Regions from separate parts of the Homo sapiens genome. Here region 1 is linked to region 2. Evidence: read pairs that join two places in POLR2A ChIA-PET (ENCODE). Cell type or tissue: B cell. All regions are shown on one strand. Each heading gives the region's core, and the rest is flanking DNA. Links, peaks and the distances in the headings are about the cores only.

Region 1 (16,098 bases), core at 7,017-9,516, 86 kb after region 2:
TTTACGTATGAGTGGTGTTTATTATTATTTCCAATTGTCGTTAATTACTTAGAGTTAGAGGTTGAATTGTGTCCCTCCCCAAATTCATATGATAAAGATCTAACCCCAAACCTTAGAATGTGACTATATTTGGAGATAGTCTTTAAGAAGGTAATTAAGTTAAATAAGGTCATCAGGGTGGACCCACATCCAATATGAGTGGTGTCCTTATAAGAAGAGGAAATCTGAACACTTTATGTACAGAGGGAAGATAGTGTGAAGATCTAGGGAAAAGACAGCCACTTAGAAGCTAAGGAGAAAGGCCTCAGAAAAAAACAACCCTGCCAACACATTGATTTTGGACTTTCAGCCTCCAAAACTATGAGAAAATAAATTCCTGTTGTTTAAGCCACCCAGTCTGTAGTACTTTGTTATGGCAGCCCTAGCAAACTAATATACTTATCTAAACTTGTTTTCCTTATTCTCTTAGGGAAAACATTATAAGGAATGGACTAAATTCATAAAGTGAGGGATAGGTATTTCCCTCACCTTTTCAATATGTTTGACATTTTCTATAATAAAAACTTTTTAAAAATTAAAATATGTCTGGCTAGCATGATTTCAAATATTATTGATCTCCAATGACCTACTATGATATCATGAATAGAAGCTATTCACAGGGGTGATAGTGAAAATAAGTAATAGCTGGGCTGAGCACAGTGGCTCATGCCTGTAATCCTAGCACTTTGGGAGGCCAAGGTGGGCAGATCACTTGAGGTCAGGAGTTCAAGACTAGCCTGGCCAACATGGTGAAACCTCATGTCTACTAAAAAACAAACAAACAAACAAACAAAACAAAAATTAGTCAGGCATGGTGGTACACACCTGTAATCCCAGCTACTTGGGAGGCTGAGGCAGGAGAATCGCTTGAACTGGGGAGGTGAAGGTTGCAGTGAGCAGAGATCATGCTACTGCACTCCAGCCTGGGCAACAGAGTGAGACTCTGCCTCAAAAAAAAAAAAAAAAAAAAAAAAAAAAGGTAATAGCTGGTCAGTGGGGAAGGTCTGTTCCTTTCCTGGTGAGAGCCGGATACCAGCGGTGTTGGATGTCTATGAATGATAATCTGAGCTTTGGGCCTTGGCTATCTCTGACATATGGATCAAGATGACTCCAGGATTAGGTGATTTGGTTGGTTCTGCACCTCAAGACCCCTCTGTATTGGTCTATTTCGTATTCAGGGGCTTTGGCTCTCAGATAAGGTAATGTGACAAAGTGGTTCAGAGCATTTTTTTAGGAGTTGGACGACTTGATTTTGAATCCTGGCTCTACTATTCACTATTTGGGTGACTGATTCTTGGATAAACTGTCTTCTCTAAATCCTAATTTCCTCATCTATAAAACAGGGGTAATAATACCTTTCTCTTTTGGTTATTGGAGGGAGTACATGAGATTATGAATGTAATGTGCTTAGCATGGTGCCTGGTCACATTATTACACTTTAGTTCAGGTCCATTTGACATGACCTAGACTGAAATGTCCTGAGCGTCATTTTCTGTGTGTTATCATTTGTCTTAAGGTGACTAAACTCAGCTGGCATCCTTCTCTTTATTTCACAATTTTAAGCCTCATGTGAACCTCAGACAATGAACAGATTTCAACAAGTTTAGGGAAATAGGAAGACTCAAATGGGAAGAAAGTCTACCTACCATAGAAATTCTACAGAGGTAAAAGATTCATTGACTCATTCAACAAACATTTATGTCAAGTACTATTCTATATGCTGGGGATATAGCAGTGGATAAAACTGACAAAAATTCCAACCTGAGAATGAAAGTTACATTCCTGGGGGTGGGAGTTGACACCATGCATCTAGTAGGTGTTAATTAAAAAAAAACAAAACACTTTGCCTCACCTTTTTGAATTTCTATAGTAGGTGTTATTTATTAAGTGTATATAGTGGCTAGTAAATACACCATTTACTAGCCGCTATATAGTTCTGTGTGGAATATAAATTTCCCGTGTGGAACCAGTGATCAAATTGCTCTTGAAGATATAAAATAATGTATGCTACATGTACATGTTCTTTGCCCATAGGAGGACTCCAATTAATGGGGAATGAATAAATGAATATGAACAATTGCACGGGTGGTGAAACTCAGAGTGTGATTTCTAGGCGTAAGGATTGAAGTTCCACCGTTCATGGGTACACACTTTATATCATCTCTTTAACCAATGTCCCAACTCTCATTGTGATGCACTTTATATTTAGAAGACAGCCGGGTAACTCCCTTTTTCTTTCCTCTCATGCATACTTTAAATTTTCATTATGGAAGGTATTATTCAAATTTTAGACCTTTCTATTTGATTTTAGTAATGTAAGACAAAATATGAGCAAGTAAGGGAATGGAATTTATATTTATATACTATCTACTATGTGCCAGGCTCTTTTTACATGGTATATCTCATTACTTTTTCGCAAGAAAACTTTATGAGGATACAGAGAGTATCTACAAATAAAATTTACAGAAAACGTGCAAGACCCTTATGACAAAAATTATGAACCCTTCTCAAAAGATACTACGGTTTGAATGTGTGTCCCCTACAAAATTCATGTTGAAACTTAACCCTTATTGTGGTGGTATTAAGAGGTGGGGTCTTTTTGGGAGGTGATTACATCGTGAGGCCTTGGCCCTTATGAATGGATTAGTGCCTTATTAAAGAGCCGGAGGAAACTAGCTTAGGCACCTTTTTACCTTTCCATCTCTTCTCCTTTTCCTCCGTGTGAAGACGCAGCATTCAAGGTGCCATCCTGGAAGCAGAGACCCAGCCCCCGCCAGACACTGAACTTGCCTGTACCTTCATTTTAAACTTCCCAGACTCCAGAATTGTGAGGAAATACATTTCTGTTTTTTTAATAAATTACCCAGTCTCAAATATTTTGTTATAAAAGCACAAATGGACTGAGATGAAGACCTAAATCAAGTGAGATATGCCATACTCATAAATGGGAAGACTCATTATGAAAATAACGTCATGTTTTTCTAATTTAATCTATAAATTTAATGCAATTAAAATAAAAATTCCTGTACAGTTTTTCATAGATCTTGAGGAGCTCAGAAATTCATATGAAAGAGCAAATATCCAAGATTCATCAAGACAATATTGAAAAATAACATAGTGGTACTCATCCTATTAGACATGAAAACTTGTTATAAAGCTACAGTAGTTAAACAATATCATTTTTACCTTGAGAGAGACAAATAGACAGATGGAACGGAATTGAGAACCCAGAAATAAAGCCAAATATCTAAAGATATCTATCCTGTAATAATAGCACTTTGGGAGGCTGAGGTAGAAGAATCATTTGGGGCCAGGAGTTTAGACCAGCCTGGGCAACATAGTGAGTCCTTGCCTCTACAAAAAAAATTTTTAATTAGCTGGGCATAGGGGTGCATGCCTGTAGTCCCAGATACTGGCCAGGTGTGGTGACCCACAGCTGTAATCCCAGCACTTTGGGAAGCTGAGGTGGGAGGCCGTTTGAGCCCAGGAGTTTAAGGCTGCAGTCAGCCATGATTGTGCCACTGCATTACAGCCCAGGCAACAGAGCTAGACTCTGTCTCCCAGAAAAAAAGAGGTAAAAGAAACCTGATATATGATAGAGGAGACATTATAATCAGTAAGGAAAAAGAAAGAACCAGTCAATAAATGATGACCCAATTGTTTATCCATACAGAATACAGAAAAACCATTTTTGACTCCTACCACATAACCACAAACAATAAGTTCCATGTGGATTAAAGATATCTAAATGTGAAACTCAAAAAAATCAACCATAAAGGAAAACAATGGACAAATACGATTATTTTAAAATATAAAACTTTTGCATGCCCAAAGATACCAAAACAAAGTAAAAAAAATCACACTGGAAGAAGATATTTGCAATGCAATAAATAATAAATTAATGACACCTAGAATACTTAAAGAACTTCTAAAATAAGAGGCTGGGCATAGTGGCTTATGCTTATAATCCCAGCACTATGGGAGGCTGAGGAATGAGGATTGCTTGAGCCCAGGAATTTCAAGACCATCCCTAGCCTAGGCAACACTGTGAGACCTCATTTCTACAAAAAATTGAAAAAGTAGCTTGGTGTGGTGGTATGCACCTGTAGTCCCAGCTACTTTGGAGGCTGAGGCAGGAGAATTGCTAGAGCCCAGAAGTTTGAGACTGCAATGAGCTATGATCATGCCACTGTACTCCAGCCTAGGTGACAGAACAAGATTCTGTCTCAAAAAAAGATAGGAAAAAGACAAAAACCCAGTAGAAAATAGGCAAATATATAAGCAGAAGGAGAAATACAAATAGCTATTAAACATATAAGAAGAGGCTGGGTGCGGTGGCTCATGCCTATAACCCCAGCACTTTGGGATGCTGAGGTGGGAGGATCACCTGAGGTTGGGAGTTTGAGACCAGCCTGGCCAACATGGTGAAACCCCGTCTCTACTAAAAATACAAAAATCAGCCAGGCCTGGTGGCACATGGTGGTGCATCCCAGCTACTTGGGAGGCTGAGGCAGGATAATCGCTTGAACCTGGGAGGGGGAGATTGCAGTGAGCTGAGATTGCACCACTGCCCTCCAGCCTTGGCAACAGGGCGAGACTCCATCTCAAAAAAAAAAAAAAAAAAAAAAAAAAAAAAAAAAATCTTTGCACTCATTCTCCAAGCCTAGGTATGGTCCAATTCTTCCAGTACACCAAGGCAAGAAACCCCGGGGTACAGAAAGCCCTCTGTCCTTGCAACAAGGTAGAGGGTCTAATTAAGCTAACACAAGCCGCCCATAGATGGCAAACTAAGAGTACCCTGTAACACACATCCACTGGGGCTTAAGGAGCTGTAAACATTCGCCGCTAGACACTGCCATGGGGTCGGAACCCCACAGCCTGCCCATCTGTATGCTCCCCTAGAGGTTTGAGCAGCAGGGCACTGAAGAAGCGACCCCCACCCCCACCACACACCCAGTTGGGGGACAAGGGAACCTTTCCCGTTTCAGTGATAAGAGAAAATTCCACTGACAAAATGGAAATTGGGCTGTATAGGTAAGAAAGAATATGTCAAAGGAGCCCTGTCTTTTAGGTATAGAATAAAAAAGTCAAGCCAGGAGAAGATGCACCTTTTAAGGAATATCAAAGTGAATAGCATTAACTTTCCAGCTCTAGCAAGTGAAAAGAAGGAACGGCAACACTATCACCAATAAAGAATGCCTTTAAACTCGTAAGATGGTGAGGAGAAAAAGAGACCTTTAAATATTTTTTGCTCATTTAAAAAATTTCCTTCTTTCTGAGAAAATGCCCTGTGACTAGAAAACTAGAATAATCTGAAATGAAAAAGCAGCCAAACAGTACAGACTAGGAAATGGTGGTTTGTAAGTCATCACCTCTTAAGTGCTGGCTTCATGTTCTACTTTTAGAACATAATCAAAGCTAGGTACTCTCTTTCCACAAAAATGCACACTATATCCCCCAAATTTTGCACACAGTTTTAGGGATTCACACACATTTTGATAAACAATCCATGGACACTCTCATCCCCAACATAGGGATCCATGGATGCTAGGTTAAAATCCTTCTTTTAGGGTGGGCGCAGTGGCTCACACTTGTAATCCCAGCACTGGGAGGCTGAGGCCGGCAGATCACTTGAGGTCAGGACTTTGAGACCAGCCTGGGCAACCTGGTGAAACCCTGACTTCACTAAAAATACAAAAATTAACCAGGCGTGGCGGCATGTGCCTGTAATCATAGCTACTCAGGAGGCTGAGGCATGAGAATTGCTTGAATCCAGGAAGCGGAGGTTGCAGTGAGCCGAGATCATACCACTGCACTCCAGCCTGGGTGACACAGCTGGACTTCATCTAATAAATAAATAAATAAATAAATAAAAATAAATAAATAAATAAATAAATCCCTCTTTTAAAGAAATAGATTCAGTAATGTCATCAATAGGCACATCCTGGCTATTGCTGGTGGTATGTATGTATTCTCAAATATTACTACACTGAAACAGTGGAAATGGGATGCCCAGATGACAACAAAAAGTTGGGGCAGGGGAGACAGGGAAATGACAAGTAGAAGGATGGTGAGTTTTGGTGTTAGACAAACACGGGTTTGAATCCCACTCTGTTGTGTGACCTTTATGAAGGTATTTAACTCTTTAAGTCAGCCTCACTTTCCCCATCTGTAAAATATAGACTAACTATAGTGTCAATTTCATGGGATTCTTGTAAGAATTCAACAGGATAATTAATATACACAAGACTATTAAACCCAGTGTCTTGTCATACTTTAAACAGCTTAAAAAATGATAGCTATTTATTATTGACCAGAACGTCACAAATTGGCTATTTTATTTTTGAGACAGTCTTGCTCTGTTTGTTGCCCAGGCTGAAGTGCAGTGGTATGATCTCGATTCACTGTAAGCTCTGCCTCCCAAGCTCAAGTGATTCTTGTGCCTCAGCCTCCTGAGTAGCTGGGACTACAGGCGTATGCCACCACACCTGGCTAATTTTTGTATTTTTAATAGACAGTGTTTTACCATGTTGGCCAGGCTGGTCTCAAACTCCTGGCCTCAAATGATCTGCCCACCTCAGCCTCCTAAAATGCTGGGATTACTTACAGGTGTGAGCCACAATGCCCAGCCAGTTAGTTTAATTTTCTTTCCCAAAATAATTTTAGAACAATGATTTACATAATTAAAAGAGAACTTGTGGCTGGATGTAGTGGCTCATACTTGCAATCCTCATACTTTGGGAGGCTGAGGTGGGAGGATCTCTTGAGGCCAGGAGTTTGAGACCAGCATGGACAACATAGCAAGACCCCCATCTTTACAAATAAAACAAAGAAAATTAGTCTGGCATGGTGTCACACACCTGTAATCCTAGCTACTTGGAAGGCCAAGGCAGGAGGATAGTTTGAGCCCAGGAGTTTAAGGCTGCAGTGAGCTATGACCACACCACTGCACTCCAGCCTGGGTGACAGAGCAAGACCTTGTCTCAAAAGAAGAGAGAGAGAGAGAGAACTTGTTAACTTATTATCCATATAGCTTTGTGGGAAAAGACATCCTTCTATTCTAAAATGAATGTCTGTGTCATGTGCTAGGCAATCACAGCCATATTCCAAGTCTGCTCTTCCTCCCTTGACCTCTGCCACCCTGGTCTTGGTTTTCATCATCTTTCCCTGGGATTCTTCAATAGCCTCTTCACTTGCTTCCCAGTAACTCTCCAACACATGTAGAATAAGGCCCCTCTTAAAAGGCTCTCATATATAATCTGGCCCCCAGATAGGTCTTCCAACCCACCTCCTTCTCTCTTTCTACTCTGGTCATACCCACCTCCACGCTGTTTCCCCGGTACTACACTCCTTTCCTTTCCTGAGCATTGCCTCTTGCTGGTCCCTTTACCTGTGGTTCTCTTACTTCAGAGATCTACATGGCTTGCTCTGTCCTTTCAGTCAGGTCTCTGCTCAAACTTCACTCCCTCAGAGAAGGCTTCTCTGACCAACTCATCTAAGATGGCACCTCATTGCCCCATCCCTCTCTATTCCCTTACCTGTCTTATTTTTCTTCATAGCACCTTCCATATCCCCACTGTTTTGTTTTGTTTTGTTTTGTTTTGAGACAGGGTCTCACTCTGTCATCCAGGCTAGAGTGCAGTGGCACCCTTATGGCTCACTGCAGCCTTTATATCTGGGCTCAAGCAATCCTCCCACCTCAGTCTCCCGAGTAGCTGAGACTACAGGTGCACACCACCATGCCCAACTAATTTTTGTGGGTTTTTTTTTGTGTAGAGACAGGGTTTTGCTATGTTGCCCGGGCTGGTCTTGAACTCCTGGGCTCAAGCGATTCTGCTGCCTTGGCCTCACAAAGTGTTGTTGGGATTACTTATGTGAGCCACTACACCGAGCCTGTATCTTGACATTTTATCACACATTTAGTTATAATTTTTTTTTGAGACAGAGTCTCTCTCTGTCACCCAGGCTAGAGTGCAGTGATGCAATCTCAGCTCACTGCAACCTCCACCTCCCAGGTTCAAGCAATTCTTCTGCCTCAGCCTCCCAAGTAGCTGGGACTACAGTCACGTGCCACCATGCCCAGGTAATTTTTGTATTTTTAGTAGAGACGGGGTTTCACCCTATTTGTCAGGCTGGTCTCGAACTCCTGACTTCAGGTGATCCATTCACCTTGGCTTCCCAAAATGCTGGGATTACAGGTGTGAGTCACCATGCCTGGCCTCTACTTATAATTTTATTGTCCGCCTCTCCCTCCATTGAAAGCAAGGATTTGGTTTTATTTCCTGCCTAGCACAGAGCCTCGCACTTAGGAGATGCTCTGCAAACGTGTGGATGAAGGAAAGAGTGAACGAGGAAGCGAGGGAAGAAGTACAAATCTGGTCTTTGTTTCTGCCTCCTGTGGCTCTTGCTTTAACAAGCTTGGAAATTCCACACCAATATTTCCCCAGCTGGCGGGAAGCTCCGAGGGAGGTGGGATGGCACCTGCTAAGGTGGGGTGCCTGTCAGTGCAACCCCTGCCCGCCGACCTCTCCACAGCCGTGGCAGTGCCCTTCTTTCCTCCTGAATCCTCCCTAATGGACCCTTTAAATAGCACTGGACCCAGGACTGACCTCTCAAAACTCTCCTCGGTTCCTTGATTTAATGAGAATCTTTGCCTTTCCAGCCAAGAACAATGTCACTGGACTTCTGTTTCCTGACCTTTTAGAAAACCCAAGGATGTGGGACAAAAGTCTCACTACAGTTAGCCAGGTCGGTTCTGCTCTGCTGCTGCTCTGCTCTGGATAATCCGTCTTCTTAGCCTGACCAGAGTTTTTCTTAATAAAATTAGTATTGTGCACTCTGATCTCTCGAGGTGTTTGAAAATTGGTTGTATTAATTTTTTCCCTTGTATTTTCGTGGGCACCAAAATTAAGCTTACTGGTCTTCTTCATTTCTCCTTTATAACATAGTCAACATGTAGCTCTTTTTCAACCTTTTGTATGAATTTGAAAGCATTTTGGAAGGGTAGCTGTTATATAATAATCATGACATTTACTTATGTCGGAGGCAGGACGATTACTTGAGCCCAGGAGTTTGAGACCTGCCTGGGCAACACAGGAAGACACTGTCTCTACAAAAAAAATTTAAAAATTAGCTGGGTATGGTGGCATGCACCTGTGGTCCCAGCTGCTCAAGAGCCTAAGGTGGGAGGATCACCTGAGCCTGGGAGATAGTGGTTGCAGGGAGCTGTGACTGCACCATGGCTGCATTTGATTGCAAGTTGTTTTAGCAACATGATTGCATTTAAAGTTATTTAAAAGTTTATAGGCTGACCATGGTGGCTCACACCTGTAATCCCAGCAATTTGGGAGGCCGAAGCGGGTGGGTCACCTGAGGCCAGGAGTTCAAGACTAGCCTGGGCGATGAAGCAAGACTGTCTGAAAAATAAATAAATAAATAAATGAATAAAAGTTTATAACAGTGTTTATAGTTACAATTTATTAAGCACCTACTATGTGCAGCTGTTGTACCAAGAGTATCACATTGATTATCTCACTTAGTCCAATTAACAATCCTATGACATGGGCTATAATAACTAGCACTTATTGTGTGCCAGTTAACCTATTACATATATCACATTATTACACATATTATTTCACTTAATTCTCTCAGTAACTCGATGGCAAAGGTAATGTGATTATCCCCATTTTGCAGATGAAGGATCTGAGGCTCAGAGAGGTGTATTTTTCTGCTAGGGCTGCCGTAAGAAATGATACAAACTGGGTGCCTTTAACAACAGGAATTTATTTTTCTCACAGTTCTGGAGGCTGGAGGTCCAAGATTAAGGCGCCTCCAGGGTTGGCTTCTGATGAGGCCTCTTTTCCTGGCTTGCGGACAGCTGCCTTCTGGCTGTGTCCTCAAATGGCTTTTCATCTGTGCCAGGATGGAGAGAGACAGTTCTCTGATGTTTCTTCTTCTTTTTATAAGGACTTCAATCCTATTGGATTAGGGCCCCACCCCTTCAGCCTCATGTACCTTAATCACCTCCTTAAAGGCCCAATCTCCAAATACAGTCACATTGGGAGTTAAGGCTTCAATCTATGAATTTCAGGGAACACAATTCAGTCTATAACAAGAGGACTTTCTATCTATTGGGAGACTGAAAAACAACAACAACAACAACGACAACAGTAAGAGGGCATATAAAGTATCAGTGCAGTCCTGTCTTCCTGTTAATTCTCCAAAATAATTCCTAATGTCCCCAGTCAGCCTTTGAAAAATGCCTTCTTTCAGTGGCTAAGGCTGAGCCTTGCCATAGCCTACCCATCTCAGCAAACACAGATTATTCTTTCCTAGTGTGTGAAGGCTTCCACTGCTGCTATTAAAACAACTTAAAGCCAGGTACAGAGGCTCAAGCCTGTAATCCCAGCACTTTGGGAGGCTGAGTTGGGAGGATAGCTTGAGCCCAGGAGTTTGAGACCAGCTTGGGGAACACAGGAAGCCTTGTCTCTACAAAAAAATTTAAAATTAGCCAGGCCTGGTGGCGTGCACCTATGGTCCTAGCTACTAGGGAGGCTGAGGTGGGAGGATCGCTTAAGCCCAGGAGTTTGAGACCAGCCTGGGCAACATAGGGAGACCCTGTCTCTGCAAGTAATTTAAAAATTAGCCAGGCGTGGTGGCATGCACTTGTGGTCCTAGCTACTCGGGAGGCTGAGGTGGGAGGATTGCTTGAGTCTGGGAGATAGAGGCTGCAGTGAGCCATGACTGCACCACTGCACTCCAACCTGGGCGACAGAGTGAGGCTGTCTCAAAAACAAACAAACAAACAAAAACTTAAAAAAATGTTTTGTGTGCCTGCGTGTGCAGCAGTTAGAATGACAGCTGAGGTAAAACACGTATTACAAGCTTCTTCCTTGCTGTTGTTCTCTCATCTGCTTCCCCTTCCCGTTGCAGCAAGGAACCTGTCACCTGCACTGCCTGGTTTTGGTAGACAATGCCCAGGTGGCGGCGTCTTCCCTCTGACCTCACCACACCTGTGCCTCCGTGCTGCTGAAGCCCTCTCTGGGATAGGTTGGGACATTTGCTCCTGTCGCTTTCACACGTCTTTTAGTAACTCTTTTCTCTTTTCTTGTTTCAGCACATGAGAAACTTTCTCCTGCTCATCTGCTTTTGTTAACTAAATGCAGGAGCAGGCAGAGCTGTCTTTACTGCAGGAAGCCACACACACCTGCAGACCCGCCTCTGCCATCTGGTCCTTGCTTCTCCAGGTGTGGTCGGCATCCCTGGGAAGCTTGTTTACACAAGCTTCTGGGGTCTCACTTTCGGGGATTTTGATTCATAGGAATAAGGTGGACTTAGAAATCTGTGTTTTAATAAGCACCCCCAACCCTTCCTCAGAGATCTTACTATAAAGCTCAAGAACCATTCATTGGTCCAGGTTCATCTGGTCTAGGAGAGTATGAAAGGGAAGCGTAATGAAAGCACATGTTCACTCATGGCTGCCCTTGACTTCCTTTGGAATTCTCACTCCTTTTGGCCCCAGTTCCATGGGTCTTTGTACAACTGGCTGCTACCACCATGCCTGGCTCTGGGGCTCTTCCATTCCCTTGGCTTGGCTGTGGACAAATACATACTCTCTTTGGCCTGGTGCAGCTGTGGATGCCTGCCAATTGTTTTCTAGTCGTTGCTCTGCTGCTAAGAATTAGTTCACACCAAGTTTTGATCCCACTGATTGAGAAGAAGCCCAATCAGGGCTCCTGATTATGGTGGCTAAGAGCATGGTAGTTACGGTCTTGGCCATGGAAGTTGGAGGGACCTGAGTTTAAATCTCAGCCCCACTCAGTAACATGGCTGTGTGGTTTAAGTCAGACACAGGATCTTTTTGGGCCTCTACTTTCAGATCTGCAAAATAGGATGAAGATATTTTCTGTACCTATGTCAAAGAGTTGATGAGTGGGAAGAATGAAAACATATTCTAAAGGTAAGATTGTGACATGACTGTTGTGCTATAGAGAAAAATATTCAAATTGGTTGCCATGATCCCTTAGAAATTAAAAGACTCCAACATTCTTTTATGTTGAGAGAAATCCCCCAGTATTCTGGAAGTAGTGGGGAGGATGGAGAAATTTTCCTTTATGGGAAACTTAGAAAAAAAAAAGTTGAAATCAATGAAAGCTGACCACCTACCATGAAACTAAGATCAAAGCTGTTCTCTTTCAAATGCAAGAGGAGAAGTTAGCTGGTTGTGTTTGTCTTTCTTCATGTGGGGTGTCTTCTCAGGGCTTGCCACTTGCGGAGTGTGAGCCTAGACAGTGGTCAAGGCAAACCCATATCCTCCCTTGTAAAATGGGAAGGACAATTGCAGGGTCCATCTCAAATTTTATTTGTTAGTTGATAGACACCCATTGTCAGGAAGAAAACTGCTCTCGAAGAGCTGGAGGCCTTCACACCTGCCAGCTGAAGCGTTTGAGGCTGTACCGGCTGCTTCTGAGAAGGCCCTAGTTGTCACACTTGAGCAACTGAGCATCTGGGTGGCTGGAAACCCAAGAACGGTGCCTAGCTCGGCTCTGTCCGGCCTCGAGTCCCCTCATCCCAGACTGAACTGCTGGGGGTGCCCTCTGGAGGTTTATTCGTTTTGGTCTCCTGGTGTTGAAGAATCTGGCTCCTTTTCTTCTTCTTCTGTTTTTTTAAAATTATTTTTATTTCTTATTGATTAAGGCCTCCAGCTTTGCAAAAGAATCTGCCCCCTGCTTTAAAAAACAAAAAAATATTTTTTCTTTTTCTTTTTTTTTGAGGCAGGGTCTCACTCTGGTTACCCAGGCCGGAGTGCAGTGGCCCGATCTTGGCTTACTGCAGCCTTGACTTCCTGGGCTCAAGTGATCCTCCCACCTCAGCCTCTTGAGTAGCTGAGACTACAGTTGTGTGCCACCATGCCCGGCTAATTTTTGCATTTTTGTAGAGACAGGGTTTCACCGTGTTGGCCAGGCTGGTCTTGAACTCCTAACCTCAAGCCATCTGCCCACCCCGGCCTCCCAAAGTGCTGGGATTACAGGCATGAACCACCATGCCCAGCCTGGCCCCTGCTTTTAACAGGATCACTAGCTATGCTCAGCTGGAGTCTACCGCATGCAGTAGGTGCAAACCTGAGCCTATAATTCTGTGCTTTAATTGTGCAACAGGACTTTGAAGCAGGCCTTTCCCAAACTGGTGGTGTGCAGGGGAAATGCCTTGTAGATATTGCTCACAATAGGGAAATCCTCTCCAGTATACTCTGACTGGGGCAGAAATCCTCAGTAAAGGGTTGGGCTTTGAGAGGTATTTCAAAAGAGAGATTAACACTTGTTGTAGAAGTGCTAATCACTGATTGAATTAATCAAGGGCCAAACTACAAGGTGTTCACAAGAAAGATTAGTGACTTCGGGTGTGAATATTCGAAACCAGTATTGGGAAGCCCGGGCCCTGAGGTTTTCCTGAGCACACAACAAAAAAAGGACAAATAGAAGACAGGGTAACGAACGCACCTAGCAATTTCTCCCTAGGCAGTGTTTAGGAATCATTGTTGGAAATATTAACTATCAAGTACATATACAATGTTTAATTTATAATAAGCACTCACACATGTCAGGTTTTGTTATCCCTTTTGTCTACTAAGACCCCTTATTAGAAATTTCAACTGAGAACTAGAGCAAAACATTTTTTTTCTTTAGAGAGAGAGAAAAAGACTGGCTCAATTACTTTTTTAAACATTGAAGAATAGTTTGCCTGCAGGAAAGTTAATAGATCTTAAACAGTGTAAGTTCAACTTCTTTTATAATAAAAGATTGGGAAACAGATTTCAGTGCTACAACATACGGTAAAATGATTTTGTACTTCCTTTCTAGAAAAGGGGATCTGTAATTAGAGAACCAAATAACCAAGGACGTATAACCTGAAAGTGAAATTAGAGCATGTAAGGAAATGGTTGCTTCAAACAAACAGCTATGTCCAAATCACTGAGGCTGTAGGAAATGGTTTTCTAGGAAGTCTGTATTTGCAGGGGACACAGTGGGAGGGAGTGGGGAGGAGGTGGGTACCTGGTGGTGGTTTCTTAGAGAACAAGGAGCTTTGAGAATGAAGTGTTAATTTTATAAGAATATGATGAACAAATCCAAAAGAAGGAAACAAAAAAAAGAACAGAAGGAGATAATATATTAAGTGGAGTTAACTTGGAAAAAGTCATTTAAAAAAATCCAGGTGGGGCCGGGCACAGTGGCTCACGCCTGTAATCCCAGCACCTTGGGAGGCCAAGGCGGGTGGATCACCTGAGGTCGGGAGTTCCAGACCAGCCTGGCCAACATGGTGAAACCCCCTGTCTACTAAAAATACAAAACAAACAAACAAACAAGCAAAAAACCGGTCATGGTGCTATGCGCCTTTAATCCCAGCTACTTGGGAGGCTGAGGCACGAGAGTCGCTTGAACCCAGGAGGTGGAGGTTGCAGTGAGCCAAAGTGGTGCTACTGTACTCCAGCCTGGGCGACAGAGTGAGACTCTGTCTCAAAAAAAAAAAAAAAAAAAATCCACGTGAAACAATTGATAGGTGAATGAGTGCTTTCTTACAACTGAATAGAGGAAGGAGGAGGACACTTACATTTATTAGGCTTTTGTAGGGCCATTGAAGGACAAGGAGGGGTAAAACCATAATATACTTTAGGCTTCCAGCCCAAAGAGGACTTCACATTTAGACAATTGTAGACTAAAGAACTTGAGTAGATGATCCCTTGTAAACATCACTGTAACATACTACAAGGTGGGTAATATTACAGATGGGAAAACAGAAGCTCAGTTTAAAGTCCTGGAAATATCAGTGTACGTTTTGAATGTAAACCAGCCAAAACGGATCCAAAGTTGTGGAAACATGCATCTAACTTTTCTTAGATGGAAAAATTTGTTTACGATACAAATACAGTAATTTATACAATTATTCAGGTAATTAGCAGGTTTAAAATTTTTATCACCTAGACCAGCACTGTCCAATAAATATGTAATGTGTGCCACCTATACATATGTAATTTAAACTCTTCCAGCAGCCACATTTTAAAAAGTAAAATAAACAAGTAAAATTAATTTTAATAGTATATTCTATTTAATATGCCATTTCAACAAATAATAATATCATGTAATAACATGTGATACAAAATTATTAATGAGATAGTTTACTTTTTTCCATGTTAAATCTTTGATTTATGGCATGTATTTTTAGACCTACAGTCTATCTCAATTCAGCCTAGCCACACTTCAAGTGCTCGGTAACCACATGTAGCAATCATACTGGACAACAGAGACACAGATTATGTAAAGTACAAAGGCACTGGTTCTACCCTTGGAGGTTATGACCCCATAAGCCAACAATATGAGAGATCCACCAGAATGTGAGTTAATAAATGGTGAGCGTCTCCCTTTTTGTTTTCCCAGAGAAAAGGCCATAATTTGAGGGGTTTTTGTTGTTGTTCTCAATACAGACAAAGCAAAAGTAACCTTTTACCCCTTTGCCTCTGGTCCTAATTCTCTCTCCAGAAGTAGCCACGGTTAGCAGTGTGGTGTTTCTAGATCTATTTTGTATGATTTTACATATATGTAAAGCATATCTTTGATATGTGTGTTTTATTTCATTTAATTTTTTTTTAATTTTAATTTTTTTTTTTTTGAGACGGAGTTTCACTCTTGTTGCCCAGGCTGGAGGATGCGGTGCAATCTCGGCTCATGGCAACCTCCATCTCCTGGGTTCAAGCAGTTTTCCTGCCTCAGCCTCCAAAATAGTTGGGATTATGGCTAATTTTTGTATTTTTAGTAGAGACAGGGTTTCACCATGTTGGCCAGGCTGGTCTCGAACTCCTGATCTCAGGTGATCTGCCCACCTTGACCTCCCAAAGTGTTGGGATTACAGGCATGAGCCACCATGGCCCGCTGATGTGTGTGTTTAAAAAAAAAAGCTTGGTGAGCTGAGTGTGGTGGCATGTGCCTGTAGTCCCAGCTACTTGAGAGGTTGAGTCAGGGGGATCATTTGAGCCCAGGAGCTCAAGGCTGCAGTGAGCTATGACCT
Region 2 (16,098 bases), core at 4,774-7,273:
AAAGGCTAATTTAGTTTTTAAAAGAAGGTCTATTGACTTAAAGCTAAACATTCATTTTTGATGTCCTAATCTGGATATACTCTCCAAAGTTATCTGATAATTGCTGAATTGTTCACTTGTCATTGTATATACGGTTTATAATAAATACTTTGAAACAATGAGTGGAGAAATTTAAAGCAAAGTGGATTTTAAAATTTATTGATCATTACTTTTTCATTAAAAAGAAAGTGTCCCAAAGAATATTTTGAAATAGAAAATAAAATTCCCATAACTTCATTACTGTAATGTGATTTAAATATTTGCAGATCCACTCTCAATTTCTGACCGTGTGCATCTATTTGTTGAGACTATAAGGCTTGCAACTATATAACAAATAGATGTTGTAATATTTCTATGTAGTATTTATATGCATTTTAGACAAGTATAGGATTAAAAATTCACTAGCTTATATACTTAATAGTTCTTGGTCAAAGGCTTGACTCTAGTTTACCAGAGACCTTAAAAATAGTGGTTTCTATGTAATATGGGGATATTTCCCAGAAATTTGCCCCAGATTTTAAGTAAATTGTAGCTAATTGTCTACCTTCTCAGTTGGCAGCATTCTTCCAGATCCACATTTTTTTTCTTTGCCATGATTTTGTAACTTGTTAAACATTTACACATGTAGATGTTTATAAATTTACTCCAGAAAATGAATGAAAAAAGATCCAGTCTAATAATTGAAACTTTATTCTTAATTCACCAGTTAGCATTCTTATTTTTAAAATGTCTGAAAGACTGTTAATTGGCAAGGTTTAAATATTTAAAGAATGAAGTTAAGGTGTATCTGTAGTGATCTGATTTTCTTTCCCCCTTAAACTTTTGAGAATATTGAAACCATGGGTCTGGGCTGGTGTTAAGTAACCAGAATTTGTGTTCAATTGGTATAATGTATCTGCCCTTATGTTCATGACTGGTTCTCATCTTTTAAGCATATAATCTTTGATATGACAGAAACTTTTCTTCCAAAGTGAGCAAAAAGCACAAGTATGTATCTCCTGAATAAGATTATAAACTGAAAACACTCAGTAAACTAAAAATTAAAAGATGGAATAGGATGAAGAGACATTTTGATTTATTCCTCTCACCTATCCATATTTTATGATCCTTCCAATCTCCATTTTCATTTCCTTTATTCAGGAGAACCCTCAAAGCAATAAAAAAGAAGAACTGGAAAGTTTGGACAGTTCCTGTGATCAGAGGCAAGATTTGCCCAGTGAACAGAATAAAGGTGCTTCTTTGGATAGCTCTCAATGTTCGCCCTCCCCTGCCTCCCAGGAAGACCTTGAATCAGAGATTTCAGAGGATTCTGATCAGGAAGTGGACATTGAGGGCGATAAAAGCTATTTTAATGCTGGATGATGACCACTGGCATTGGCATGTTCAGAAAACTGGATTTAGGAATAATGTTTTGCTACAGAAAATCTTCATAGAAGAACTGGAAGGCTATATAAGAAAGGGAATCAATTCTCTGGTATTCTGGAAACCTAAAAATATTTGGTGCACTGCTCAATTAACAAACCTACATGGAGACCTTAATTTTGACTTAACAAATAGTTTATGTACTGCTCTTAGGTTGTTTTGATAAAGTGACATTATAGTGATTAAATTCTTCCCCCTTTAAAAAAACAGTTAGTGGTTTTCACTATTTATAAAAAATTAATTTTGAACTTTTTGTTAAATTTTTAAGTTATAGCTTTAAAGGTTTTAATAGGACCTTCTTGAACGACTTTTCTGTAATCTGTTTATCTCCCACTTAATGGAAAGGCAAAGGGGTACCCCAAATCCAGAGGTGCCTACATTTCAGGCAGCCTTGGAGTATTTTAAAAGGAAAACATTCTTTACTTTTATATGACATTCTTATACTGCTGTCTCAAATCCAAAAACATTTCAGAGCTCTTGTCTCAGAGATGTGTGTTCTTTTTGTCAGAGATATGGTTGATGAGAATCTTAAATGCTTGTTTTGCACTATCACTTAGTACCTGTTTGACCAAGGTGTTAAGGGGATAGTACCTCCCAATTCAAGCAGAGAAACTGACCTGACTAAAGTTAATCGCAGATGAACTAGAAGTCACAGGTTAATTAAATGTAAGTAGATTGTAGATACTGTTTTATATCAAACAATGTTTATAATGTGTATATAGAATTGTTCACTGTAAAAAAAATGGCCAAAATGTGTTTTTTTTTTAATAAGTAACTTGACTATAAAATAAAGCCGTCCGTGGGACGACTGACCTCGTTGCAAGTCTAATTCTTTGATTTTAAAAAGTCTGCACACCTTTTCTTGACCTCCTGGGTGCTTGGCGCGGTGCTGGGCTCTGGGGACAGGAAGTGACTGGGGCTGGATCTTGCTGGGGCTCTCGTTCCGAGTCCCAGGACCGCGGGTGGGTGCCTGGAACGTGGGTTGGGGCCTCTCCCGGGCCGTTTGCCTTGGGGCTCTGCTCCTGCCGGCGGATTCTGAGCCTGATGGGTTCGAGTCCCGGGCACGCCAGGCGACGGGAAGAGCCGAGGCCCAGGCCCGCTGCGCCGTGAAGCGCGGGGCCGTCCGGACCCCATCGATTCTCCTCGGCAGCCGGGCTGGCCCTCGCCGTCCTTGACCGGCTGAGTCAACACCGCGTCATCCCTCGGCGGCCGGGGCTCGGGAACCCGCTCCGCGCGGCGGGGCCCGGGGTGGGGAAGTCCGAGTGGGGGGATGGGGGGCCCTGGCCGAGGGGAGCGGGGAGGTGGTTTGCGCTGAGAACTGTTCTCGAACCCGGGGAACTTCAGAACCTCCTTCAGGGCTTGTGGAAACCCAGCCCTGTTCCTGGAGTTCTGATCTGTTAGGACTGGACTGGGCTGGGACCGGGAATTTGTATTTCCAACAAGAGCTGAGGTGACGCCAAAGCTGCGGGCCCGGACACCACCCCTGGGGAACCACTGATGTGAGCGCACGGGGTGCGGAAGAAGCAGGTGGGACCGGCACTCCTCCTCCCACCTGCTTTCCCGGGTAACTTTGGCCAGCAAGAGGCTGGGGCGGAGGGCTGAGAGGAGGGAAAGGCGAGGGGGAACAGAGGAACGAGGGGCTTATCCAGGCTAGTGGGAGTGAGGTTTGATGGCTGAGCAGAGGGCGCAGGGTGGAGGAAGGGGCACCATGAAATGGAGGGAGAATGGGGTGCTGAGGTTAGGTGGGTGTGGGGGCCCAGGTTTCTGATTGTTCAGGGTATTGCTAGTCTGTGCCAGCTGCTTGCCTAGCTGAGCCATCAGGTCTCTGACATTCCAGGAAAACCATGACAGAGATCTGTTGGGGAGAGGCCTGGAAATCTCTCTCTAGCCTTGGCCTCCATGGAGGAGGCCTCTAGTTGTAGAGTTGGGTACTTCTGGCTAAGGACCTGTGAAGGAATGACCCGACCCCTGGCCTGGCTTCTAGGGCTGTGGCGCCCCCAGATATGGACACTCAGATGAAGACAGTGAAAAAGTCATTGCTGTTAGGGAGTTGTCACATCCGGCTTCCTTAGATTCTAAGAAGGCCCCTGGAATTGCAGGGGAATTAAGATTTCTGAGAAAAGCAGTACTAGTCCTTAAGCAGAGAGGTGTGGATAGACTTGGAAGTTTGAAGATTTGGGTTGGTGTTTTAGTTCTTGGCCTCAAATCATTTGTAGAACGAAGATGGTCTAGTTGAACCATATGAACCCCTTCCAGCTCTCAAATTCCCAACTCAGTTCATGCCGTCCTTATTGTTCTCCCTACTCCCCATGTCTCCTCAGCCTTGGCACCCAAAGTGGCCACCCAGTGGGAGAGTTTCCCTTCCCATCAGCTGTAGGCTCCAGACCCTGCCTAAAAGATTACATCAAGGTTTCAAAGGTCATAATCCATCTCGTCTGAAAATGGGACTGTCCATATCAGATTTTTGGAGAATGGGAGGCTTATGGATGTAATATTGAATTAAAGTAATCCTGAAACCTGTGTGTGTGTTTCGCTTCTGGAGATAAACCCTAGTTAATGTTTATTCTTGAGAGTAACTGTATCATGACTATTCAGCAGAGAAATACAGACTAATGTATTGATTCACACTAGAAAACTTGAGGGGTAAAATCTAGTTTTAAAGTTGACAATTCCCTGAAACCAGGCTGCTTTCCAATTTCAAGCTTATCCTAACTCTCACCAAGTTGCTCCCATTCTGAATCTAAACATGTCCTTAAGAATCAAGAGCATGTTAACTGGAGGAGGTGCAGTATTCTCAGGACACAGGTAGGCATTCACTTTTCTGAAGTACCCCATTGCAAATTGCCAATGAAGATTTAGAAATTCCTCCTACGATCCGGGCATTTTTCATTTGTTTGTCTTTTGGCTATTTCATGTTGAAGCAGCACGTATGACCTTTACAGCACAACTCCTGTCTTGTTTTTAACTCTTTTTATCAGGAGATTCAACTTGAAAACGGTTATCATTTAGCAGAAAGACAAACAGAAAAGCACATTTTTGTAAGCAAAACGTTAATGATTTGAAGAATTGCCCTAATTTCACCATGACAGTGTGTGATTAATCCCCTGGGTCGTGTACTTATACTTTAAGTTATTCAGTTCATTGGTCTTTGATATTCAGAACCCTTTCTAACTTAATATGATATTGATTTTGTTGGATGATGTACTTTGACTCTTTAAACAACATCACTTTTAGAGATGACTAGCCTACTGTGTAGTATTTTATTTAGAGAACTATTGCATAACATTTCTTTTTCTTACTTTTTATGGTTTTCTCAGGGTGAAAGCTGATAAGACATCTTGTGGGAAAAGAGGAAACCATCTCTGATAGTGAAAGTACCTTTTCTCTTTCAACTTTTCTGACAAGCTTTTGTGTGTGTGTGTGGTTTTCATTACTGTGAATATTCATCTTAGTTAATGGGGGCAGGACAGGGATTCAAGAAAACTTATTTGGACTTGGGGAAAACGCATTTTGCTGGGGACAGAAGAGACTTACTAAAATTCCCACTCCAGATATATTGGCATGTGGAAGCTGATGAACCCAAAAGCTCCTGATTTTGATTTTTTTTCAAGATCTAATAATCAATGATCCTTTAAATCTGTGATTGGAGATACTTATGTGACTACTTACAATATGGGGCAGAATGTGAATACCAAACAATCACCCAGGATGCTTCTAAATGATTGGGAGTTCAAGCCAGGCACTTTGGGAGACCAAGGTGGGCAGATCACCTGAGGTCAGGAGTTTGGGACAAGCCTGGCCAACATGGTGAAACCCTGTCTCTACTAAAACTACAAAATTAGCTGGGCGTGGTGGCACGTACCCGTAATCCCAGCTACTCAGTAGGCTGAGGCAGGAGAATCGCTTGAACCCAGGAGGCGGAGGTTGCAGTGAGCGGAGATCATGGCACTGCACTCCAGCCTGGGCGACAGCGTGAGACTGTGTCTCAAAAAAAGAAAAAAAGGCTGGGCGTGGTGGCTCATGCCTGTAATCCCAGCACTTTGGGAGGCCGAGCCGGGCGGATCACGAGGTCAGAAGATCAAGACCACCCTGGCTAACAAGGTGAAACCCCGTCTCTACTAAAAATACAAAAAATTAGCTGGGCATGGTGGCGGGCGCCTGTAGTCCCAGCTACTCGGGAGGCTGAGGCAGAATGGTGTGAACCTGGGAGGCAGAGCTTGCAGTGAGCCAAGATTGCACCACTGCACTCCAGCTGGGCGACAGAGCGAGGCTCCATCTCAAAAAAAAAAAAAAAAAAAAAAAAGAGAAAAAGAAAAAGAAAAAATAAATGATTAGGAGTTCAGTATTTTGTGGTCAAAGTAATCAGGTTGTACTGACATTTATTTTTCAGTCCATAGAGGTTTTAGGAAGTCCCAGTTGGGCTCTGTATATGTCTAATCTAATTTTGTCCCTTGATATGTATTTTTTGGTATTGTTGATAACTCCAAATAAGAAGCACTTTGGAGACTCCTCCCACTCACCCAAAGATCTGAGACCCCAGGTCTACAGAGGAGCAGCTACCCCTTCACATGTGGCTGTAGGAAAACCAGAATCACCCCGTTGTGGATACAAGCATGGCTAGCAGCAGGGGAGATGGAACTCTCTACCCCTCTCTTGCTGGCTGGGGCCCCGGGGGACACCCGCATCCTCAGCCTCCGGTCCCTCAGTTCCTAGAGCGGAGCGTGGCTCCCCCGAGAGGAGGCGGCGTCCCTGGCACGCCGTGGGCCCCGAGTGTCAGTCAGAAAAGCTAGACACCCCGAGTGATTCCCTTCTTTTGAGACAGCTCTTGGGTTCGCAGTTGCAGGCGGGAAACCTCTTCAGTCGGATGTACACAAATCTCTCTGGATAACACAGAGGGCTGCTGCGAGGGGACCTTGGAGCTGGCAGAGACATTTCCTGTCTGCGGAGGATCTTGACTTTGGAGCATCCGGCCGTCGCCGCGAGCGGCCGAACACTTTCCTGCGTCGCTGCTTTAAAAAAAAAAAAAAAAAAAAGTCACTGCCAATATCAGGCGACTTTCCACATGAAAGCCAATGAGGCCGCTTCCCACTTAAAAAACGTTTGTTTAAAACGTATTTTCTAAGCATTCCTTAGACTCCCTTTTATTTTGGAGGGGGAATTTGGTATCTTTGAAAAACCTTAAGTATTCAAAAATCTCATTCTCTCTGAAGACAACTTCTTAGATGAACAAGTACGGGAAACAGTTAACAGCAGAGGGTCCCTCCCCTGCTGCTCGCAGACGCTCGCAGTAAGATATGCTCATAATCTTGTTTATGTTTTTCTTTCATGGTTTATGCCCTTCCATCCTTCTTCTGCTCCCCACTTTTCCTTCCTTATTCATTCCCTTTCTCTTTTTTCCCCTTTCCCTTTTAGGATTCCTCATCTTCATTCAGTTTACTTCCCCATTTAGAATAGAAAATGACTAATCTCTACTCTTTAGATGTCACTATTGGGGCCAAGATTTTCTTTAAATTTATAGAAATGTTCAACTTTTAGCTGAGGTGAGAATCCTGTTTGAGGGAAATGTTGCTGGAGTCCTAATGCGTTGCTCCCATCCCGCCAGGGATAGTTTTTTTTTTTTTTAAGCCAAGATAAGCAATAATAATAACATAGTCCAGGTACAGTGGCTCATGCCTGTAATCGCAGCACTTTGGGAAGCCGAGGCAGGCAGATGGTTTGAGGTCAGGAGTTCAAGACCAGCCTGGCCAAAATGGTGAAACCCCGCCTCTGCTAAAACAAATACAAAAACTGGCAGAGTGTGGTGGCAGGCGCCTGTAATCCCAGCTACTCGGGAGGCTGAGGCAGGAGAATCACTTGAGCCACTGCACTCCAGCCTGGGCGACAAAGTGGGACTCCGTCTCAAAAAAAATAAAAAATAAAAAATAAAAAAATAAAATAACATAAATAGAAGAGTAATAATCCCTGTGTCTCTAGGGTCCAGGCGCTCAGTAGCACTGGAGTGTAATGGAGCTGACAGAGAGAGATGCTGCAATAAGGGATGGACAGCAGATGCTGTGGCAGAGTCTGCCAGGGACTCCCAACCAGAGAAAAGGAAAAGGAAGCCTGTTCCACGGAGAAGGATGATCCTGTACACAGGTCTGGAGGTGAAAGAGGGCAGGGAGTATGCATGACTGGACTCCAGAGATTTTGGATTTCAGAATTTTCAGTGAGGGATTGTGGACCTGTGTTCTCTCTACCCACCACACAGGTCTCTTTGTTTTTGCATTGGCACTTTCCTCTCTCTGGAACTCTCTTTCCCCCAAATATAGCCTCATGGCTTGCTCCCTCCTCTCCTTCAGACATGGCCTTCCCTTGCCACCTTTTTACAATGCCAACCTCCTCTTCCTATCCCCAACAACAATTTAATTTTCTCTATTTCACTTAATGCAATTGGATATAATATTTTTACTGCCTTATTTATTATGTGTCTCTCCTTATTGACATATGAACATCATGAGGGTAGGGATTTTTGTCTGTTATGTTCACTGTTATGTATCTTCAGCCTGACCTATTAGGTGCTTGTTAAACATATGTTAAATTAGTGAATTACTGAGCACGTACTATGTGCTGCTAAATATTATGTAAGTCTTTCACCTGCTTTATATCTTTATATCATTTAATCATCAAGGACCCTATGAGGTAGAGGCTGTTATCAACCCCATTTTCTAGATAAGGAAACTGTCACCGAGAAATTAAGCCCAAAACCTCAATTACTATACCGATCAATGTTGTAATGAGAACTTCCTCACTGAATCTGTTGCATTCTTGAAAAGGTATCAAATCAAGTCTAACTCTAGCTATAAGAAGAGAATTGAGGTTTTTTGCTCATCTTACCTAATCTTTTGCCTTGATTCAAATCTAGCATTACATCTGGAAGGGACTATGATACAGTATAAGGGATAAGCAATTTCTGTGTATGTAACATATTATTCTATTACATTAGGAAACTAATAAGCTGAGTGAAGTACCATTTCCCTCTCAGTTTTCTGGGGAAATGAGCATTATAAGATACACTTTCTATCTTTCAAAGCGTTAAAAAAAACAAGTTGGCCAGGTGTGGTGGCTCATGTCTGTAATCCCAGCACTTTGGGAGGCCGAGGCAGGCAGATCATGAGATCAAGAGATCGAGACCATCCTGGCCAACATGGTGAAATCTCATCTCCACTAAAAATACAAAAATTAGCCGAGCATGGTGTTGTACTCCTGTAATCCCAGCTACTCGGGAGGCTGAGGCAGGAGAATCGCTTGAACCTGGGAGGCGGAGGTTGCAGTAAGCTGAGATGGCGCCACTGCACTCCAGCCTGGTGACAGAGTGAGACTCCATCTCAAAAAAGAAAAAAAAAAAAAAAAAAAAAAAAAATATATATATATATATATATATATACATGAAAGTTTGCTTCTCATCTGGCCCATTGAGGCATGTTCCACAAGGGACTCTGAACATAGCAGTGTGATAGCTTACTATTTGTGTCCCCAGCATCCAGCAGTATGTTTGGCCTACAGTAAACTTTTAATAAATATCGTTCTACAGAATGAAAGTGAAAGCCATGTGCCCTCCCTGAAGGAGAGGAGAGCCATTTCCCTCCCTCCCCAAGCCCCGCACCCTCATTATACTTCCTATTCCTTGGCCACCAGAAACATAGCTTGCCTGGATGGCTTTGGCAGCACAGCAGAAAGCATAGTGGGCAGGGGCTGTAAGTGCTACAGAGACACTTGACAGGTGCCAACTTGGGCCACGGGTGAGGCGAGGACATATTTAGGTCTGTTTAAGCCTAAAAAAGCTCTAAAAGAAAATGTTCTCTTCCATCTTTTTACCAGCATAAATTTGAAGAGGAAGTGCTTCTGTGGTTTTATTGGCCATTTTTCCCTTTCAGACTTGGCAATTTCATTCAATTTCCAGTTCACACTTCTCAATTTCAATCAAGAGTTTTATTTAAAATATATCCAGTTTACTGAAAAAAAAAATGACACTATTTGGGATGGGCTGTGATCACTACTATTTTTATCAGCATCATCTATTCAGAAAATGGAAGCAGGAAATCCAAATTTTTTAAATGATTTCTGAAAGTATTTTATGAATTGCAAAGAAGTGTAGAAGGAAGAGAAAGTGTTTACTTTACATGCTCTTTCAAAGTTTCAACTTTCCTTAGCTGCTTATGGAAACTGCATTACTACAGACTTTCCATTAATTGTAGATTAGACCAGACTAATTCAATAAATGTTTAAAAAATGGACCCTGAGTGCAGGTTCAGACGTCCAGAGGAAATGACTTGATGGTACGGAGGTGGAAGGGAGTGAGAAGTTATGATGATGTATGGTGCTGTTGATCAGTTAATTGAAGGTAAAATTTTTAGCTTCACCAAGCAATTACCTGATCTCATTAAGGTCTTTAAAATCACCTAAGTACCATTTGCCTGAGGCAGCTGCCCCTTGTTTAGATGTTATTTCAGGCATTAAGAAAAACACAATGTTAATGGTGACCAGGGAATTTATGCATGCAGTTTCTAGTATATATTATTCTGAATCTTAGCCATTATTCAGTATTATCCACCTTGTATAAACATGGGGCACTAAAATATATTTACATTTTGTATATATTTACATTTCATATTTGTTTTACTTTTCAAATGTATTTTAAAGCATCATGTTTACAAGATAGTTTTTTTTACAAATAAAATTTGTTAAGAGATATGGATTGTCAATTTTTTTCAAGAAACTACTTATTAAAGTATAATATATATATTTTAAAAGCTCACAAATCATAGGCGTACAGCTTACAACATGACTACACTATGTAACTGGAATCCATATCTTGAAATAGAACATTACCAGATCCCAAGGAGCTCTCTTTATGCCCCCTCTAGTTCACTATCCCCAACCCCACTCCAAGGGACTCCACTAACCTGATTCCAAATGGCATAGATTCATTTGCCAATTTTTGAACTTTATGAAAGTAAAATCCCACAGTATTTTCTCTTTTATCTCCCATTCCTCCTCCATTCCTTTAGTTTTCAGGTTTTGTTTTGTTTTGTTTTGTTTTTGGAGACGGAGTCTTGCTCTGTCACCCAGGCTGGAGTGCAGTGGCGTGATCTGGGCTCACTGCAACCTCCGCCTCCCAGGTTCAAGCAGTTCTCTTGTCTCAGCCTCCCGAGTAGCTGGGATTACAGGCGTCTGCCACCACACCTGGCAAATTTTTGTATTTTTAGTAGAGATGGAGTTTCACCATGTTGGGCAGGCTGGTCTCGAAGTCCTGACCTCAAGTGGTCTACCTGCCTCAGCCTCCCAAAGTGCTGGGATTACAGGAGTAAGCCACCGTGCCCGGCTGCCCATTCCTTTAGTTTTTTTTGCTGGTAAATTCATCCACGTTATGGTGTGATGTTGTTTGTTTATCCTCAGTGCTGCAAAGTGGTCCATTGTATGAATTTTCATGTTAGTTTAAATAATGCATCTAAATATAAAAACTGTGCCATAAAATTTACATTTGAAAATGACACTGCTCACATTTTACTGGACTCCAAGACTCCTAGGTGGAGAGAAAGAAAGACAGCAGAAAGAGCAGGAGCATCAGGCTGTCAAGAAACAAATCACTGCAACCTTTCACATATCAGAAGGGCTGGGAATATCAGTAACCAATATCTCACTTATTTTTCCCACTCAGGTGGGTTAAATGAAAAAAATCACCGAGGCCGGGTGCGGTTGCTTATGCCTGTGATCCCAGCACTTTGGGAGGCTGAAGCAGTTGGATCACTTGAGGTCAGGAGTTCGAGACCAGCCTGGCCAACATGGTGACACCCATCTCTACTAAAACTACCAAACAACAACAACAATAACAACAACAACAAAACCCCTAAAAATTAGCTAGGCATGGTGGCAGGTACCTGTAATCCCAGCTACTCGGGAGGCTGAGGCAGGAGAATTGCTTGAACCTGGAGGGCAGAGGTTGCAGTGAACTGAGATCATGCCACTGCACTCCAGCCTGGGCAACAAAGCAAGAATCCATCTCCAAAAAGAAAAAAACAATTTCTAAAGACAACTTCAATTCTGGACATAGGTCTCCCTGTAGTTACAGTATTTTATTTCAGTAGTTTTAGGAATTTAGTTTGCATTCTATTCCACTTTCATTTTCCTGTTACTTTGATGTTTAAAATTATAAAGCTGCTATGGGATGATGTGCTGGATTTTATGTCTAGATTTGCTGTTAAGTAGCAATGTGACTCTGGAGATATCAATTACCTCTCTGTTTCCTCATCATAAAATGAGGCTCTTGGACCAGGTGATTTTTTTTTTTTTTTATTTTTTTTTATTTGAGATGGAGTCTCACTCTGTCACCCAGTCTGGAGTGTAGTGGCGCGATCTCGGCTCACTGCAACCTCCACCTCCCGGGTTCAAGAGATTCTCCTGCCTCAGCCTCCGGAGTAGCTGGGATTACAGGCACGCACCACCGCACCTGGCTAATATTTGTATTTTTTAGCAGAGATGAGGTTTCACCATGTTGGCCAGGCTGGTCTCAAACTCCTGACCTCAGATGATCCACCTGCCTTGGCCTCCCAAGTGCTGGGATTACAGGCGTGAGCCACCGCGCCCAGCCTAGGTCATTTTTAATGTTGCACTTAACACTAAGACGCTATGTTTTTCTGTTCTATATCTTTCTAAGCAACATATTCACCCCTAAACTTCAGTGGCTATGTGTTTTAGGTGTTGAGAGGAATGAAGAATCTTTTATTTCACCGGTCTTCTGGTGTTCACTCCCTGAGCAGGACTTGTCTTATACTTAAGCTCAGTTCTAAGGTTAAATCAAGGCTCAGTCTCTATCAAAGCCTATAAAAGCTCACCCTAGGGAAGTGTTCTTAGGGAAGCATTTCTAATATTTCCAGCTGTCCATATATTTTCAAACAAATAATAGGGTATTGAAGTAAACTCGAATGTTGATTATACGTTTTCTATCAAATTATTCAAGTATTCATTCAGAAAATATTTATTGAGCACCTACAATGTGGCACGTGGAAGCACTGGGGATATAAATTTGCATAAGGCTCAGTAGGATGACTTTGAAGACCAGAGAAAACATCCTTTTAATTTCCAACATTCAAGGATGAACCTATTTTCACCCTAAGCATAATTATAATTTTGCTTGCTATATAATAATTCCATGCTGTTTAAGTTCTTGAGTTTGTCTTGCAAAAGCTTTTGCCAAACAACCCATAGCAAAATATTTAATAACACATGGGCATTCCAAAGTCATAAATAAGAAACTAAGTGGACCTCCTTTTAGAGCATGTCCCCACAAATGCCCTCTTCTCTCCTCATTTCCATCCTGGGGTGAATGCCCACTTCACCTCCCACACAGTGTGGTTTAAATAACTATAAAATGTCTCCAACAGATGGTATTACCTGGCATCCCACACCCAGGACTGTCATCTCTCCCTCAACATTTCCTTCCTGTGGCATTGAGGCTGTGAATCTGCCCATCTCCCCTGGTTTTCTCCAGGTAACTCCACCTTGGGCAAGGTCTGCATTATATATATATCTATATTTACATGTATAAAAGTATATGTATATGTATTTTTAGAGGCAAGGTCTCGCTCTGTCACCCAGGCTGGAGTACAGTGGCATAATCATAGCTCACTGCAGCCTCCAACTCTTGGGTGCAAGGGATCCTTCCACCTCAGGCCCACAAGTAGCTGGGACTATAGGTGCATGCTACCACACTTGGCTAATTAAAAAAAAAAAATTTATAGAGGTAAGATCTCTATGTTGTCCAGGCTGGTCTCGAACTCCCGTCCTCAAGCAATCCTCCTGCCTTGGCCTCCCAAAATGCTTGGGATTACAAGCATGAGCTACCCTTTGGGCACATAATGTATTATTAGGTAGAGATGGCAAAATTTCTTAATTCTCTTGTTGGGTTAATGTTGTTTTGTTGTTATAAAATTTCTAAAATGAGAATGTTTTGCCTCCATTTCAGTTTAATTCCTTCTAGAGTATATTCATAGAAAATGAATCATTGAGCCAAAGGGATGAATATTTGATAAATATTGTGAAATACTTCCTGGGAAAGTTTTGTCAATTTATATCAGTGGAGAACAAGGATCATTTCTCCATATCTTCACCAATGGAAGTGCTGTTTTTCTAATCTTTCTTAATTATTTAGGAGAAGAATAGTATGCTGTATTTTAATTTTACATTTCATTCCTTTCATTATTCCCAAAGTTGAATTTTAAAAATATGCTGGCCAGGTGCTGTGGCTCACGCCTGAAATCCCAGCACTTTGGGAGGCCGAGGCGGGAGGATCACGAGGTCAGGAGATCCAGACCATCCTGGCTAACACAGTGAAACCCTATCTCTACTAAAAATACAAAAAATTAGCCAGGTGTGGTGGCACGTGGCTGTAGTCCCAACTACTTCGGAGGCTGAGGGAGGAGAATCACTTGAACCCGGGAGGTGGAGGTTGCAGTGAGCCAAGATCACGCCACTTCACTCCAGCCTGGGCAACAGAACGAGATTCTGTCTCAAAAATAAATTTAAAAAAATGCTAACCTTTTATTTCTTTTTCTATTTGAATTCTTTTATTTTTTATTATTTTTATTATTTTTTGAGACAGTTCAGTCTGTTGCCCAGACTGGAGTGCAGTGGTGCCATCTCGGCTCACTGCAACCTCCACCTCCCGGGTTCAACTGATTCTCCTGCCTCAGTCTCCCAAGTAGCTGGAACCACAGGTGTACACCCCCATGCCCGGCTAATTTTTTGTATTTTTAGTAGAGATGGGGTTTCACCATTTTGGTCAGGCTGGTCTCAAACTCCTGACCTCAGGTGATCCACCCGCCTCTGCCTCCCAAAGTGCTGAGATTACAGGCGGGAGCCACCATGCCCAGCTGATTTATTTGAATTCTTTATGTTGGAAGATATAAGCTTTTTGCCTTATTTATTGCAAAAATGTTTCTCAGTTATTTAAAAAGATATTTAGGAAAATGGAACATTTTTGTGTAGTCAAATGTAACAATATCTCTTTTATGATTTCTTTCTTTTCTCGTAAGCTTAGAAAGATTCCCTCATTCAGAAAGCAAATGAACATCCACATACATTAAACAAAAACCCTCCCCCTAAAACTCTTTCATCTCTCCCCCACCCCTCATTATTTTACATTTAATGCTTAATCTACCTGAAATTTATTTTGCTCCACAATATCAGGTGAAGAACTAAAATAAAAAATTACCCCTAAATACCTAACTAAGTGTTCCATTCATGCAATAATCATTCCTTTTTGCCCTTTTCCTGGATTAAATGTCTAAAAACACCTTGGTTTCTGGACTAATTGCAATGTTCTTTCAATTTTGTTTTTGTATTTTGTATATCTGTGGCTGGGCTTAAGGACTAGAATTTGTTTTCTGTAGCAGAAGGATGAGAGCTTCTGTTCATTCTTACATATAATCAGATTTCTCCTTCTTCGAAGGTTGAGTTGGCTTTTGAAACAAACAACAGCTAGCTTTCTCATCAGAGTCTACCATATCTGGGTTTTCCTATGCATGACTTTTTTTTTTTTTTTTTTTTTTTTTTTTGTGAGACTGAGCCTCTCTTTGTTGCCCAGGCTGGAGTGCAGTGGCGTCATCTCGGCTTACTGCAACCTCCGTCTCCCGGATTCAAGTGATTCTCCTGTCTCAGCCTACCGAGTAGCTGGGATTACAGGCGCCTGCCACCACGCCCGGCTAATTTTTGTATTTTTAGTAGAGATGCGGTTTCACCATATTGGTCAGGCTGGTCTCAAACTCCTGACCTCAGGTGATCCACTCGCCTCAGCCTCCTAGAGTGCTGGGATTACAGGCGTGAGCCACCGTGCCTGGCCTTCTGTTCATGACTCTTGCACTGCAGATGAAAGTGCTCTCAGAACCTACAGAGCACCAAACTCAAGAAACAGAACTTAGGAAGCTTTATGTGCATCATTGGCTGAATCCTCTGCATGGAGGAGCAAGTGCCCTGCCTGCTAGTCCATTTCTATTTTAAATTATAGTGTACCACTCCAGTGGTGTATTAGAAAAAGTCTTTAGATGGCCAGGCACAGTGACTCATACCTGTAATACCAGCACTTTGGGAGGCCAAGGCAGGCAGATCACCTGAAGTAGGGAGTTCGAGACCAGCCTGACCAACACGGAGAAACCACGTCTCTACTAAAAATACAAAATTAGCCGGGCATGGTGGCGCATGCCTGTAATCCCAGCTACTCGGGAGGCTGAGGCAGGAGAATCACTTGAACCTGCGAGGTGGAGGTTGCAGTGAGCCGAGATCGTGCCATTGCACTCCAGCCTGGGTGACAGAGCGAGACTCCATCTCAAAGAAAAAAAAAGAAAGAAAGAAAGAAAGAAAAAGTCTTTAGATTTAAAAAATAGCTAACACTTACTGGAGACTTATATTTTTTGCATTTTTTTCAAATCTTTATGAATGTCTTCAGTAAAGTTAAATATTTTCTTTATTTAATACATACTCATTAAAAATTTTCAAGTTTATTGAGGTGAAATATAACATAAAATTAGCCATTTTAAAGTGAACAATTCAGTGGCATTTAGTACATTCAAAATGTTGTGCAAACACCACCTTTATTTGTTCCAA

What was found. ChIA-PET counts read pairs that join two places held together with the same protein. Peaks named below come from ENCODE experiments on the same cell type or tissue, not always from the same donor. Only the 100,000 strongest peaks of a DNase experiment are listed, where the experiment ranks them.
Region 1: POLR2A ChIA-PET joins it to region 2 with 8 read pairs; 4 of 35 experiments call an interaction of 5 or more read pairs at or near these places.

What each region holds. Positions count from the first base shown.
Region 1 is chr10:92,776,694-92,792,791 of GRCh38, forward strand. No RefSeq gene overlaps it. Among named protein-coding and RNA genes, the nearest start is that of EXOC6, 64 kb to the right of the region's middle. In B cell, for the core only: no CTCF peak of the experiment used is centred there; no DNase peak of the experiment used is centred there.
Region 2 is chr10:92,693,368-92,709,465 of GRCh38, forward strand. It overlaps HHEX (hematopoietically expressed homeobox), which reads left to right. Exons shown (of 4, transcript NM_002729.5): 4 at 1,180-2,280. The coding sequence ends at 1,401. Among named protein-coding and RNA genes, the nearest start is that of HHEX, 11 kb to the left of the region's middle. In B cell, for the core only: no CTCF peak of the experiment used is centred there; DNase peaks (open chromatin) are centred at 4,824 and 6,294; H3K4me3 peaks cover 1,672 bases; H3K27ac peaks cover 1,786 bases.